Regions from separate parts of the Homo sapiens genome. Here regions 2 and 3 are each linked to region 1. A link is an interaction called in ENCODE POLR2A ChIA-PET data of the cell type or tissue named here. Cell type or tissue: Panc1. All regions are shown on one strand.

Region 1 (5,000 bases):
TGCCTGGACCATTTGTTTATTTTTTTAAATTTTCCAGTAAACTTGCTTTCACTTTACTCTATGGACTCGCCCTAAATTCTTTCTTGAGTGAAATCCAAGAACCCTCTCTTGGGGTCTGGAAAGGAACCCCTTTCTGGTGACAATTCCAGAGAGATCCTGCTCTATGCCCAGAGGCCCTGCACCACCCCCAGTTTATTAACAGTAGATCATACTCTTCTTGTCAAATCATCTTTGTACACAACTGTTCATTTTCCAGTGAATCTCAGCATAAAAATACAGTTTCCTCTGGGTCTTTGTTTCTGAAGGCTCTCGTGTCATGCAAAATTTTGTTAAATTCATTTGTTATGTTTTTCTCTTATTAATCTGTCTTTTGTTGTAGGAGTGTTGGCAATGACCCTTGTAATGGGTGAGGATAACTTATTACCTTTTCACTCCTACGGTAGTTAATTATCCTCTAAATGAAGTTGAGGTACAAGGAGAGGATTAAGTGACCACTGATTGAGAAGAAGTGGCTGCATGTATGGCAGATTGACCTACACCCACCATTCCCTCCATAAAATCTCCTGGCTAAGCATGGTATACTGAATGCCACAGCTAGTAGCCCTCTGTACCCCTCAATGTTCTCATTTATAAAAGAGAATAACACTTTTATATCCAGCTAACTTCTGTATTTTTAGTGGAGATGGGGTTTCACCATGTTGGCCAGGCTGTTCTCAAACCACTGACCTCAAATGATCCACCCGCCTCGACCTCCTTAAGTGCTGAGATTACAGGCATGAGCCACTGTGGTTGGCTAGAGTAGTTGTCTTAAGGATTGACAAAGAGCCTCCCCTTGACCAAGCTTTAGGGAGATTCATCGAAATCCTCTTCCCAGTTAGGTCTCAACTCTTGGACTTCCATGGTGTTTTTTTTTTTTTTGTATCGCCCAATTTTAGCAAGAATCCTGCTAAGTCAGTTTAGCCAGAATCCTCAACCCTGGATATCTGATCACATTCCAGATCACCCTGGCTTACCTGCAGCAAGAGTCCTGTTAGGTCCATTTAGCCAGAATCCTCTTCTCTTACCACTAATGTTTCCTTTAGCTAATTTTCCACTCATGGATCCCTACCCTGTTTCTGGGCTATAAATTTCCACTTGTCTTTGTTGTATTTGCAATTCAGCCTATTTTTTTTTTCTTTTCTTTCTTTTTCTTTTCTTTCTTTTTTTTGAGATGGAGTTTCATTCTTGTTGCCAGGCTGGAGTGCAAATGGCACGATCTTGGCTCATTGCAAGCTCCACCTCCTGGGTTCAAGCAATTCTTCTGCCTCAGCCTCCCAAGTAGCTGGGATTACAGGCACACACCACCATGCCTGGCTAATTTTTGTATTTTTAGTAGAGACGGGATTTCACCATGTTGGCTAGGCTGGTCTCGAACTCCTGACTTCAGGTGATCCTCTTGCCTCAGCCTTCCGAATTGCTGGGATTACAGGCATGAGCCACCTCGCCTGGCTGAGCTGGGGTTTTTTTTTTTTTTTTTTTTTTTGGCTAGTGTATTTATTTTCATTTTAACATCTTTCTATAGACTTTGCTTTTGAAATGGCCACTACTGAATTCCTATGCACAGGCCAATATTTTTGTCTGATCATAGGGAGTTTCCACAGAAACTTTCCGAAACTGGGTATTGATAATGGTCATAACTGTAGATTTTTGTTAGTTCTGGTTTCTCTGTGCAAATATACCTGCAGGTAAAAAAAGATGGGTGGACCAGGGGAAGAGCTTTAGGGAGGAGAGAAAAAAATCTGTGACCCTGCCAACCAAAAAGTGAAATTACAAGTGCTAGCACTTAGAGAAATCACGGTTAGATTTACTCTGAGTCAAGTTGGAGGACTGAAGCCTGGGAACACATACTCAATATAGACCAAGAATCTGTCCCAATGTAGGTTGTGCAAGGCACAGTATATACACATTTTCAAACAGGAGGATGTGTGTGGCACAGAAGGTAGGAGAAGAGGGGAGAGAAGCAAGGGTTACATTTTTGTGATTCTCATTGGTGCTCCGTGACTGTATACATAAGATAAGGTAAAAGAGCAGTTGAGCGGGTCAGGAGAAAGGTTAGGCATCTTAGGGCCTGGTGGAGGGTGGCTGATTCCAGCCTGTCTTTGTTCTACCTCAGATAAACAAGTTTATACCCAGTACCTGTCAGTGAAATGTTTAACAAGCTCCAGTTACACAGGCACACAGGCAAGAGGTCAGCTTTAGTTTATAGGCATAGGGTTTTTTTTGTTGTTGTTGTTTTGTGACGGAGTCTCGCTTGGTTGCCCAGGCTGCAATGCAGTGGCATGATCTCGGCTTACTGCAACCTCCTTCTCCCAGGTTCAGGCAATTCTCCTGCTTCAGCTGTTGCAGTAGCTGGGATTACAGGCACCCATTACCTCACCCAGCTAATTTTTCTATTTTTCAGTAGAGACGGGGTTTCACCATGTTGGGCACGTTGGTCTTGAACTCCTGACCTCAAGTGATGCACCCACCTTGGCCTCCCAAAGTGCTGGGATGACAGGCATGAGCCACTGCACCCGGCCATATAGTCATAGGTTTATAAACCATGTGCCTAACTGTAGCTATTGTGGGTCACTGTTAACAGTTTCTTTTGAATTTTCCTTTTTCTGACAACCCCATGACCCATAAAAACACGAAAAGGAATACGGATTTTTTTTTTTTTTTAAAGACAGAGTCGGCTGGGAGTGGTGGCTTATGCCTATAATCCCAGCACTTTGGGAGGCCGAGGCGGGTGGACCACTTGAGGTCAGGAGTTTGAGACCAGCCTGGCCAACATGGCGAAAACCCATGTCTACTAAAAATACAAAAATTAGCTCGGTGTGGTAGTGCGTGCCTATAGTCCCAGCTACTTGGGAGGCTGAGGCAGGAGAATTGCTTGAACCTGGGAGGCGGAGGTTGCAGTCAGCTGAGATCAGGCCATTGCGTTCTGGTGACAGAGTGAGACTCCATCTCAGAAAAAAAAAAGAAAGTCCTTGCCTTTCCATGTGACCCCTGCTTTCGAAGCCTTATTAGAAGGGGTGCCCAACTTTATATCTTCTTGGTTCCCCCTTCTTTCAAGTTTCTTTCCTTAAAGCTGCTGAGAATGTAGCTCATTTATGTAGGGGCCAGCTGCTGTGCACAGGGTAAAATGGATAAAAAGCATGCCTCTGAGGATAACAAATGTGGTTGGCCTTGGTGAGATGGGAGTGGAGCAGATAAAGGCCCTTGGAAAAAAGAATAAGGAGCTGAAAAATGTCACATGTCTCTGGGAAAGGGAGAAATCATTATAGAACAAGAGAAGTAAACACTTAGAGCCTGGCTTAAAAGAGAAAACAACCAAGACGCCAGCCCTTGGGCAGAGAGAAGAGGACGTTGGAGGGGGGGGGCAGGTATGGTTCAAGGAAGAGCAACTGAGAGAGGAAGGAATGGGGGCTGGGGGTATGTAAGCCATGTCTGCAGCTGCTTCTTAGACCTACATAGCAAGGGCATGTCTTTACTCCCATCAGTTGGGAAACAGATGTAAAAGCCTTCCAAATTAATAACAAAGCTAAGGCTGAGCGTAGTGGCTCAGTCTTGCAATCCCAGAACTTTGGGAGGCCAAGGTGGGAGGATCACTTGGGGCCAGGAATTTGAGACCAGCCTAGGCAACATAGTGAGACCCTGTCTCTACAAAAAATGAACAAAATTAGCCAGGCATGATGGTGCGTTGCCTACAGTCCCAGCTACTCAGGAGGCTAAGGTGAGAGGATCACTTGAGCCCAGGAGGGTGAGGCTGCACTTAGTCAAGCTCATGCCACTCTGCACTCCAGCCTGGGCAATAGAGCGAGACCCTGTCTCAAATATACATACATACATATATATATATATATATATATAAAAATATAAAAATATATATATAAAAATATATAAAAATATATATATAAATATATATAAAATATATAAAAATATATGTAAATATATATGTAAATATATGTAAATATATATAAATATATGTAAATATATAAAAATATATGTAAATATATGTAAATATATATAAATATATGTAAATAAATATATGTAAATATATATAAATATATATATAAATATATATATAAATATATATACATATATATAAATATATATACATATATATAAATATATATACATATATATACATATATATAAATATATATAAATATATAAATATATATAAATATATATAAATATATAAATATATAAATATATATAAATATATATAAATATATAAATATATATAAATATATATATAAATATATATAAATATATATAAATATATATAAATATATATAAATATATATAAATATATATATAAATATATATAAATATATATAAATATATATAAATATATATAAATATATATATAAATATATATAAATATATATAAATATATATAAATATATATAAATAAATATATATATAAATATATATATAAATATATATAAATATATATATATAAATATAAATATATATAAATATATATATAAATATATACATAAATATATATAAAAAATATATAAAAATATACACAAATATATATATAAAATATATAAATATATATAAATATATATAAAAATTATATATATAAATATATATATAAATTATAGATATAAATATATATATAAATTATAGATATAAATATATATAAATTATATATATAAATAATATATATAAATATATATAAAAATTATATATATAAATATATAAAAATTATATATATATAAATATATATAAATATATATATAAATATATATAAATATATATAAATATATATAAATATATATAAATATATATATAAATATATATAAATATATATAAATATATATATATAAAGTGATTTTTCTTTTCTTGTTTTTTTGAGATGGTATCTTGCTTTGTTGCCCAGGCTGGAGTATAGTGGTGTGATCTTGGCTCACTGCAACCTCGGCCTCCTGGGTTCAAGTGATTCTCCTGCCTCAGCCTCCTGAGTA
Region 2 (5,000 bases), 93 kb before region 1:
TCAGCTTTGAAGGCTGTCAGCCCCCTGATTCCCACTCCGCACTCTATATTTCTGTGTGTGTGTCTTTAATTCCTCTAGTGCCACTGGGTTAGGGTCTCCACGACCGACGTGGACATCCAATTGTTCCAGCACAATTTTAAAACACCATTACTTACCTTTTTTATGACACCCTCATAAAAAACAAATTGACTTTAAATGAGAAGGTGTATTTCTGGGTTCACGATTCTATTCCATTTGTGTATAGGTCTGTACCACATTATCTTGATTACTGTCATTTGTGAGAAGTTTGGAATTCAGGATGTGTTAAGTCCTCCAACTTTGTTATTCTTGGAGAAGACTGTTTTGGCTATTGTGGGTCCCTTGAATTTCCATATAAATTTTAGGACCAGATTATCAATTTCTGTCTAGTATGAGTGTGGTGTTGTTCCCTACCATTATTGTTCAGCTATCTATCTCTTTCTTTAACTATAGTAATATTTAATGAATCTGGGTGGCCCAGTGTTCAGTGCATGCATATTTAGGATTGTTATATCCTCTTGTTGAATTGATCCCTTTATCATTAAATAATGATCATGTTTGTCTTTCTTTACTGCTTTTGATTTAAAGCTAATTGTATGTGAGATATGTCTAGCTGCTCCTGCTCAATTTTGGTTTCCATTGCACAGAATATCTTTTTCTACCCCTTCAACTTGAGTCTAAATGTGTCTTACCATGTAAGACACATTTCTGGTAAGCAGCATATACGTGGTTGATGGGTTTTGAAAATCCATTCCATCAACCTCTCTTTTCAGTGGAGCATTTCATCCATTCAGGTTCCATGTTAATATTAATATGAGAGGTTTTGATCCTGTCACATTATCGATTATTACCTAGTTGTTGTATAAATTCTTTCCTTGTTTTCCTCGTCTTTGTGGTATAATGGAATTACACTGTGTTGCCATTTGATTCCTTTCTCTTCCTTTATGTGATTGTTTTATATGACCTCTGATTCTTATACTTTCATGAGGTTTCATTTCCAGTTTTAATTTGTAACTTCTGTGCGTACATAAGATAATTTGATACAGAAATGCAATGCATAATAATCACATTGGTAAATGGGGTATCTATCCCCTGAAGCATTTATCCTTTGTGTTACAAACAATCCAATTATAGTCTTAGTTATTTTTAAATGTATAACTAAATTATTGATGACTATAGTCACCCAGTTGTGCAATTAAATACTAGGTTAACTAGGTCTTAATTCATTCTAACTACTTTTTTTTGAGACAGAGTCTTGCTCTGTTGCCCAGGCTGGAGTGCAGTGGTGTGATCTTGGCTCAATGCAACCTCCGCCTACTGGGTTCATGTGATTCTGCTGCCTCTGCCTCCTGAGTAGCAGGGATTACAGGTGCCCATCACTACCACACCAGGCTAACTTTTGTGTTTTTTAGTAGAGAGGCAGTTTCGCCATGTTGGCCAGGCTGGTCTTGAACTCCTGGCCTCAGGTGATCCACCTGCCTCGGCCTCCCAAAGTGCTAGGATTACAGGTGTAAGCCACTGTGCCTGGCCCATTCTAACTACTTTTTATACCCATTAACCACCCCCACCTTCTTCCCCAACACAAAATACCTTTCCCAGCCTATGGTAACCATCCTTCTATTCTCACCACAAATTCAAATGTTTTAATTTTTAGCTCCCACAAATAAGTGAGAACATAAGTGTGCCTTTCTGTGCCTGGCTTATTTCACTGAAGATAATGACCTCTAGAGCCATCCACATTGTTGCAAATGACAGATCTCATTCTTTTGCATGGCTGAATAGTATTCTATTGTGTATATGTACCACATTTTCTTTATCCATTTATCTGCTGATGAGCACTTAGGTTGCTTCCAAATCTTGGCTATTGTGAACAGTGCTGCAACAAACATGGAATTGCAGATATCCCTTTGATATACTGATTTCCTTTCATTTGGGTATATATTCAGCACCTGGATCGCTGGATTGCATGGTAGCTCTATTTTTAGTTTTTTAAGGAACCTCCAAACTGGTCTCCATACTGGTTGTACAAATTTACATCCCCACCAACAATGTACAAGGATTCCCTTTCTACACATCCTCACCTGCATTTCATATTACCTGTCTTTTGAATAAGAGCTATTTTAAATGAGGTGTGATATCTCACTGTAGCTTTGATTTGCATTTTGTTGATGATCAATGACATTAGGTAGCTATTCACATGCCTGTTTTCCATTTGTATCTCTCCTTTTGAGAAATGTCTATTCAGGTATTACCATTGTATAATTGGATTATTAGATTCTTTCCTACAGAGTCGTATGAGCTTCTTATATTCTGGTTATTAATGCCATGTCAAACATGTAGTTTACAAATATTTTCTCCCATTCTGTGCCTTGTCTCTTTACTTTGTAGATTGTTTCCTTTGCTGTGCAGAAGCTTAACTTGAAGTGATCCAATTTGTCCATTTTTCATTTGATTACCAAGGCTTATGAAAATTCTTTTGCCCAGAACAATGTCCTAGAGAGTTTCCCCAATGATTTCTTCTAGCAGTTTCATAGTTTGGGGTCTTAGATTTAAGCAATCCATTTTGCCTTTTTATATATAGTGAGAGATAACAGATCTAATTTCATTCTTCTGTATGTGAATAGCCAGTTTTCCCAGCACCATTTATTGAAGAGACTGTCTTCTCGCAAATGTTTGTTCTTGACATCTTTGTCAAACATGAGTTCACCCGCTGTAGGTATATGGATTTGTTTCCGGGATATCTATTCTGTTCTACTGTTTGGTCTGTTTTTATGCTAGTACCATGCTGTTTTAGTTACTATAGCTCTGCAGTATAACTTCAAGTAAGGTAATGTGATTCCTTCAGTTTTCTTCCTTTTGTTCAGAATAGTGTTGGCTATTCTCAGTCTTCTGTGGTTCCATATTAATTTTAGGATTGTTTTCTCTATTTCTGTGAAGAATGTCATCGATGCTTTGATAGGGACTGCACTGAATCTGCAGACTGCTTTAAGCAGTATGAACATTTTAACAATATCGATTTTTCTAATCCACAAACATGAAGTATCTTTTAATTTTTTTGTGTCCTCTTCAATTTCTTTCATCAGTGTTTTACAGTCTTCATTGTAGGTATCTTTCACATCTTCGGTTAGTTACTAGGTATTTAATTTTAAAGAGAGATAACAATCACTACAGCTCAGCTCTCAGAAAGCCACATTCCTAGGAAAAGGGGAAGAGTACTGCATCAAGGGAACATCCCGTGGGACAAAAGAATCTGAACAACAGTCTTGATCCCTAAACCTTTCCTCTGACAGAGCCTACCCAAATGGGAAGGAACCAGAAAACCAACTCTGGTAATATGACAAAACAAGGTTCCTTAACATCCCCCACCCCCCCGCCCAAACACACACACACACACACACACACACACACACACAATCACACTAGCTCACCAGCAGTGGATCCAAACCAAGAAGAAATCCCTGATTTACCTGAAAAAGAATTCAGACGGTCAGTTATTAAGCTAATCAAGGAGGCACCAGAGAAAGGTGAAGCCTAATTTAAGGAAATCAAAAAAATCATACAAGAAATAAGGGGAGAAATCTTCAGTGAAATAGATAGCATAAATAAAAAACAATCAAAACTTCAGGAAATAATGGACACATTTATAGAAATGCAAAATGCTCTAGAAAGTCTCAGCAACAAAACTGACCAAGCAGAAGAGAACTTTAGAGCTTGACAAGGCTTTTTAATTAATCCAACAAAGACAAAGAAAAAAGAATAAGAAAATATGAACAAAGCCTCCAAGAAGTCTGAGATTATGTTAAACAACCAAACCTAAGAATAATCAGCATTCCTGAGGAAGAAGAGAAAGCGAAAAGTTTAGAAAACGTATTTGGGAGAATAGTCAAGGAAAACTTCCCGGGCCTTGTTAAAAACCTAGATATCCAAATACAGTAAGCTCAAAGAACACCTGGGAAATTCACTGCAAAAAGAGCATCACCTAGGCACACTGGCATCAGATTATCTAAAGTTAAGATGAAGGAAAGAATCTTATCAGCTACAAGGCAAAAGCACCAGGTAATCTATAAAGGAAAACCTATCTTATGAGCTGTAAGGCAAAAGCATCAGGTAATCTATAAAGGAAAACCTATCACATAAACAGCAGATTTCTCGGCAAACCCTCCTAGCTTGAAGGATTTGGGGCCCTATCTTCAGCCTGCTTAACAAAACAATTATCAGCTAAGAGTTTTGTATCCAGTGAAACTAAGCTTCATAAATTAAGGAAACATACAGTCTTTTTCAGACAAACAAATGATGAGTGAATTCATCACTACCAAGCTAACACTGTAAAAACTGCTATAAGGAGCTCTAAATCTTGAAACAAATCTCGGAAACACATCAAAACAGAACCTCTTTAAAGCATAAATCTCATAGGACCTATAAAGCAAAAATACAATAAACAAACAAACAAAAAACCAAGGTATAAAGGCAACAAACAGCATGATGAACAGAATAGTACCTCACAACTAAACACTAACTGTATTAGTCCATTTTCATGCTGGTGATAAAGACATACCTGAGATTGGGAAGAAAAAGAGGTTTAATTGGACTTACAGTTCCACATGGCTGGGGATGTCTCAGAACCATGGCGGGAGGCAAAATGCACTTCTGACATGGCAGTGGCAAGAGAAAAATGAGGAAGCAGCAAAAGCGGAAACCCCTGATAAACCCATCAAATCTCATGAGACTTATTCACTATCACGAGAATAGCATGAGAAAGACTGGTCCCCATGTTTCAATTACCTCCCCCTGGGTCCCTCCCACAACACATAGAAATTCTGGGAGATACAATGCAAGTTGAGATTTGAGTACGGACACAGCCAAACCATATCATTAACATTAAATGTAAATGGCCTAAATGCTCCACTTAAAAGACATGAATTTGCAGAATGGATACGAATTCACAAACCAACTATCTCCTGCCTTGAAGAGACTCACCTAAC
Region 3 (5,000 bases), 120 kb before region 1:
GGGGAGGGATAGCATTAGGAGAAATACCTAATGTAGATGACAGGTTGATGGGTCTGACAAACCACCATGACACGTGTATACCTATGTAATGCAACTGCACATTTTGCTCATGTACCCCAGAACTTAAACTATAATTAAAAACACATAATTTCAACTTTGCTGTATATATTTGATACTTTTCATGATAAAATGGGGGTGGGGGAAGCCAATCTTGGCAATCACCAATCCTCTTTCTACTCCCTTTACTACAGAAATACAAGTGGCATGTACTACCTAAGGGTGTCTTTTCCAGAGACAGATGCATGGGAACACTCTAAGTAAAAACTTACTTACCTTTACACCTTCTGTCCTAGCCTGGAAATATATTCATTTCTTCTAATCAAACCACTTATATGAGTCAAATAGATGATTACAATTCCTGTGTGTTTATACAAACCTTAGAGGCTCCATTACTGGATAACATGTTTGGTTTCAAACAATTCCTTTGAAATAATAATACTGTTTTAATACGTCTTTGAAGTTTTGCTATTTTTGCCTAGAAGAAAAAGAGAAAAAAATAAATACTAAGCCAGAGTACTATATATCACATAGAGATAGAGGGTAAATTATTTGCCAAAGTAGTTTTGTAAGACCTAGACATCTACCCAAATGAAAAATTCTAATATATGCAAAAGCTTGAAATCACATTTTATGCTTGTATAACATATACATATATATAAATAAAAAAAATTTTTTTTTGAGATGGAGTTTCGCTCTTGTTGCCCATGCTGGCGTGCAATGGTGCGATCTCGACTCACTGCAACCTCTGCCTCCCGGGTTCAAGCGATTCTCCTGCCTCAGCCTCCCAAGTAGCTAGGATTACAGGCATGCGCCACCATACCTGGCTAATTTTGTATTTTTAGTAGTGACGGGGTTTCTCCATGTTGGTCAGGCTGGTTTGAACTCCTGACCCCAGCATCCACCTGCCTCTGCCTCCCAAAGTGCTGGGATTACAGGCGTGAGCCACCGTGCCCAGCCTATGCTTGTATAATATTAAAGGTAAGGAAGATAAAAATCTCAAACTTCGGCCGGGCGCAGTGGCTCACGCCTGTAATTCCAGCACTTTGGGAAGCCGAGGCGGGCAGATCACTTGAGGTCAGGAGTTTGAGACCAGCCTGACCAACATGGAGAAACCCCATCTCTACTAAGAACACAAAAAATTAGCTGGGTGTAGTGGCAGGCGCCTGTAATCCCAGCTACTCGGGAGGCTGAGGCAGGAGACTCGCTTGAACCTGGGAGGCAGAGGTTGCAGTGAGCTGAGATCACACGACTGCACTCCAGCCTAGGCGACAGAGTGAGACTGTTTAAAAAAAAAAAAAAAAAAAAGGCTGGGGGCGGTGGCTCACGCCTATAATCCCAGCACTTTGGGAAGCCGAGGCAGGCGGATCATGAGGTCAGGAGATTGAGACCATCAACGCTAATACAGTGAAACCCGTCTCTACTAAAAATACAAAAAATTAGCCGGGCACGGTGGCGGGCGCCTGTAGTCCCAGCTACTGGGACTACAGTAGGCTGAGGCAGGTGAATGGTGTGAACCCTGAGGCAGAGCTTGCAGTGAGCCGAGATCGCGCCACTGCACTCCAGCCTGGGCGACAGAGCGAGACTCCATCTCAAACAAACGAAACAAAACAAAAAACTCAAACTTCTAATTGGTCTACAATAAAATTAATGTGGTTAAAAACATCAATCAGCAAGTAATACTAGAAGAGGAAAACAAAAAGTCCAAAAAGGCTTGAAACAGGTTGTACAAGTTCTAATAAAGGATATATTTAGGTTTAAAAGAAACTGCCTATTTTTTTTTTTTTTTTTTGAGATGGAGTCTCGCTGTCGGCAGACTGGAGTGCAGTGGTGCAATCTCTGCTCACTGCAATATCTGCCTCCTTGGTTCAAGCAATTCTCCTGCCTCAGCCTCCTGAGTAGCTGGGACTACAGGCACACGCCACCATGCCCAACTAATTTTTGTATTTTTAGGAGAGATTGGGTTTCACTATGTTGCCCAGGACGGTCTCGATCTCTTGACCTTGTGATCCGCCCACCTTGGCCTCCCAAAGTGCTGGGATTACAGGCATGAGCCATCGCGCCTGGCCGAAGCTGCCTAAGTATTAAGCCTGTCAATTGACACAGAATGCCTAACAGTTCTGAGTATTTCTCAAAAGCCGATATTGCTAAGCTATAGTAAATTACATTGCCTATGATATGTTCTCACATTAGGCTAATGGCCAGGAATCAGGTATGTCTTCCCTTATTGTTTTCCTTTGCTAATATGAAAAATATCACCAAATTCTTCTTTTTAAAAGGACTCACATGGGCCAGGTGTGGTGACGCACGCCTGTAGTCCCAGCACTTTGGGAGGCTGAGGCTAGAGAATCACTTGAGCTCAGGAGTTTGAGGGAAGCATGGGCAACATGGTGAAACCTCATCTCTAAAAAAAAAAAAAAAACCCAAAAATTAGCAGGGTATGGTGGTGTGCACCTGTAGTCTCAGCTACTCTGGAGACTGAGGTGGTAGGATTGCTTGAGCTCAGAAGGCAGAGGCTGCAGTGAGCCACCGTACTGCAGCCTGAGCAACAGAGCAACAACACCCCCTACTCCCCTAAAAAAGACTCAAATGAAATCAAAACTTACCAAAAGTTTATCAGCTATTCCTTCATGCTTATTTCTGCACTCTGTCTTCCCAATGCGTTGGTTCAATTCTTTCAGTTTCTTATCAAATAGTTCATAATTTATGCTATAGATCTCCTGCTGAATCAAATGTCTGACCTAGAATTTTAAAATAAAAACCAAAACACCCTACGTTTCAAATTTAAAAGCAATTTTACTTTCTACTTAAAAAGCCTTGCTCTTTTCCAGATTTACTGTAACCAATTAAATATAGTTTATTTATATTTGTATGTTTATATAACTATACCAGTAAGTTTTTCAAAACTTGAATATTAAACTCAGAACACATCCAATATTTAAGTATACTGGACATGTTAGAAATTAAATTTATTCTCATAATGCTAACTTTAGTTTCCTATAGTTCCACTTGAATTCCATACTATACATTATAGAAACAATTAAAAGACTATATGCCATTTATATTTTTTAATATCCATAACTCCTAGTTAGTATTCCATATAAAGGAACTCTACTTATCTGAAAACCAGCACCTGATGAAAATGGTTGGTTGGTCTGTAGTAGATATAGAACAAATTACACAAGTGTGAGACTTGACATTACCACTAATAAGCTACTTGACCCTTTAGTCAGTCACATTATTTTTGAGCTTCATTTTCCTTGTTGACAAATGAGTAGATAATATAATAAATGTTGAACAAGTGATACTCAAAGGATTTTTATAGGAACATAAGGTAATACGCAAAAGAGCACCATAAAATAAAAAACACTGAATTGATATGAAAGAAGTAAATATGTAAGATAATCACCATTACTTCCATAATTGTTTTAGGGGGTGGCTTTCTTATTGTTAAAATTGAAATAATATCAATCAGTTGGTTAGCTCAGCTAGTTAGAGCACGGTGCTAAAACTGAAAGAAGCCAGCCGGGTGCAGTGGCTCACGCCTGTAATCCCAACACTCTGGGAGGCCGAGGTGGGCAGATCACGAGGTCAGGAGTTGAAGACCAGCCTGACCAACATGGTGAAACCCCGACTCTACTAAAAATACAAAAATTAGCCAGGCATGGTGGCAGGCAACATAGTCTCAGCTACTCTGGAGGCTGAGACAGGAGAACTGCTTGAATCCAGGAGGTGGAGGTTGCAGTGAGCCGAGATCACACCACTGTACTCCAGGCCTGGGTGATTGAGCGAGACTCCGTCTCAAAAAAAAAAAAAAAATGGGAAAAATAGCCAAGGACAATTATGTAGTTACCAATGTTATCTGCCATAATGCATGCCATTCTAACAAATCGTAGTAGCTGTAATATGAAAAATTAATGAACTTATCTTTTTTTTTTGAAAACAGACTGGCCCATTTTCAGGGAGAATAATTAATTTCAATGCCCACTGATATGAGCAGCTCTGCTGAGCCATACATTCAGAAACATTCACTGTAGTTTTTCACTCAGTGTGTATCCTCCTGGTAAGCAATTTTCACCACAGTGTAAGTAGTCTTTGTTAATATGACCTGTTATGATACATTTAAGGTATTTATAATATTTATATATTTTTTCCTCCAGTATCTTGCTTCATGATGCTCAAAATAGAACACATAGTTCCTACGTTAAACTCTTATATTGATATCACCTGGATGATTATATTCTTTAATTTTGATCATTCCCAAGGCTCTTCCTTCCTGTTTCCAAGTGTTCTCACTCTTCAACATTGTCTACTTGATCTCTTCTCTAATGCTTCACTAACATTTCTTCCATGGTTTCTCTACATTAGACATGATTGTCATTTTTACTTTCATAACTTTTAAACATGTGAGCAAATGAATGTGCTCAAAATGTATTATTTAAAAAAAAAAGGCTCAGTAACACATACTATTATATTTTTTGGGACAGAGTCTCGCTCTGTTGCTCAGGCTGCAGTGCAGCAGCGTGATCCCGGCTCACTGCAATCTTCACCCACCATGTTTAAGTGATTTTCCTGCCTCAGCCTTCCTAGTAGCTGAGCCTACAGGCATGCTCCACCATGTCCAGCTAATTTTTATATTTTTAGCCGAGACAGGGTTTCACCATTGTTGGCCAGGCTGGTCTTGAACTCCTGACCTCAAGTGATCCACCCAACTTGGCCTCCCAAAGTGCTAGGATTATAAGCGTGAGCCACCACGCCCGGCCAATACTATTATTTTTACCGATGACCATTACCTATTACTCGTGTGGTTTCTATGGATCATCACATGTTTGTTAGTTCACTGGCTGGGTTCAATATGTGAAGCTCATACCCACATGAATCTTGGAGAAACAAATCTAAATCTTTTGAACGTGGAAACACTGTTTTGTACAGTGTTTCTCTAA

The links. Peaks named below come from ENCODE experiments on the same cell type or tissue, not always from the same donor. Only the 100,000 strongest peaks of a DNase experiment are listed, where the experiment ranks them.
Region 2: POLR2A ChIA-PET joins it to region 1 with 5 read pairs; 3 of 35 experiments call an interaction of 5 or more read pairs at or near these places.
Region 3: POLR2A ChIA-PET joins it to region 1 with 8 read pairs; 6 of 35 experiments call an interaction of 5 or more read pairs at or near these places.

Annotation. Positions count from the first base shown.
Region 1 is chr16:10,320,388-10,325,387 of GRCh38, reverse strand. No RefSeq gene overlaps it. Among named protein-coding and RNA genes, the nearest start is that of ATF7IP2, 63 kb to the left of the region's middle. RefSeq lists a cis regulatory region at 1,925-2,246. In Panc1, no CTCF peak of the experiment used is centred here; no DNase peak of the experiment used is centred here; H3K27ac peaks cover 3,632 bases.
Region 2 is chr16:10,413,059-10,418,058 of GRCh38, reverse strand. ATF7IP2 (activating transcription factor 7 interacting protein 2) reads right to left here. Exons shown (of 14, transcript NM_001393719.1): 2 at 3,447-3,485. Among named protein-coding and RNA genes, the nearest start is that of ATF7IP2, 29 kb to the right of the region's middle. In Panc1, no CTCF peak of the experiment used is centred here; no DNase peak of the experiment used is centred here.
Region 3 is chr16:10,435,899-10,440,898 of GRCh38, reverse strand. It overlaps ATF7IP2 (activating transcription factor 7 interacting protein 2), which reads right to left. Exons shown (of 14, transcript NM_001393719.1): 7 at 2,664-2,798; 8 at 437-535. It overlaps LOC107984877 (a long non-coding RNA gene), which reads left to right. Exons shown (of 2, transcript XR_007064983.1): 2 at 1-154. Among named protein-coding and RNA genes, the nearest start is that of ATF7IP2, 52 kb to the right of the region's middle. In Panc1, no CTCF peak of the experiment used is centred here; no DNase peak of the experiment used is centred here.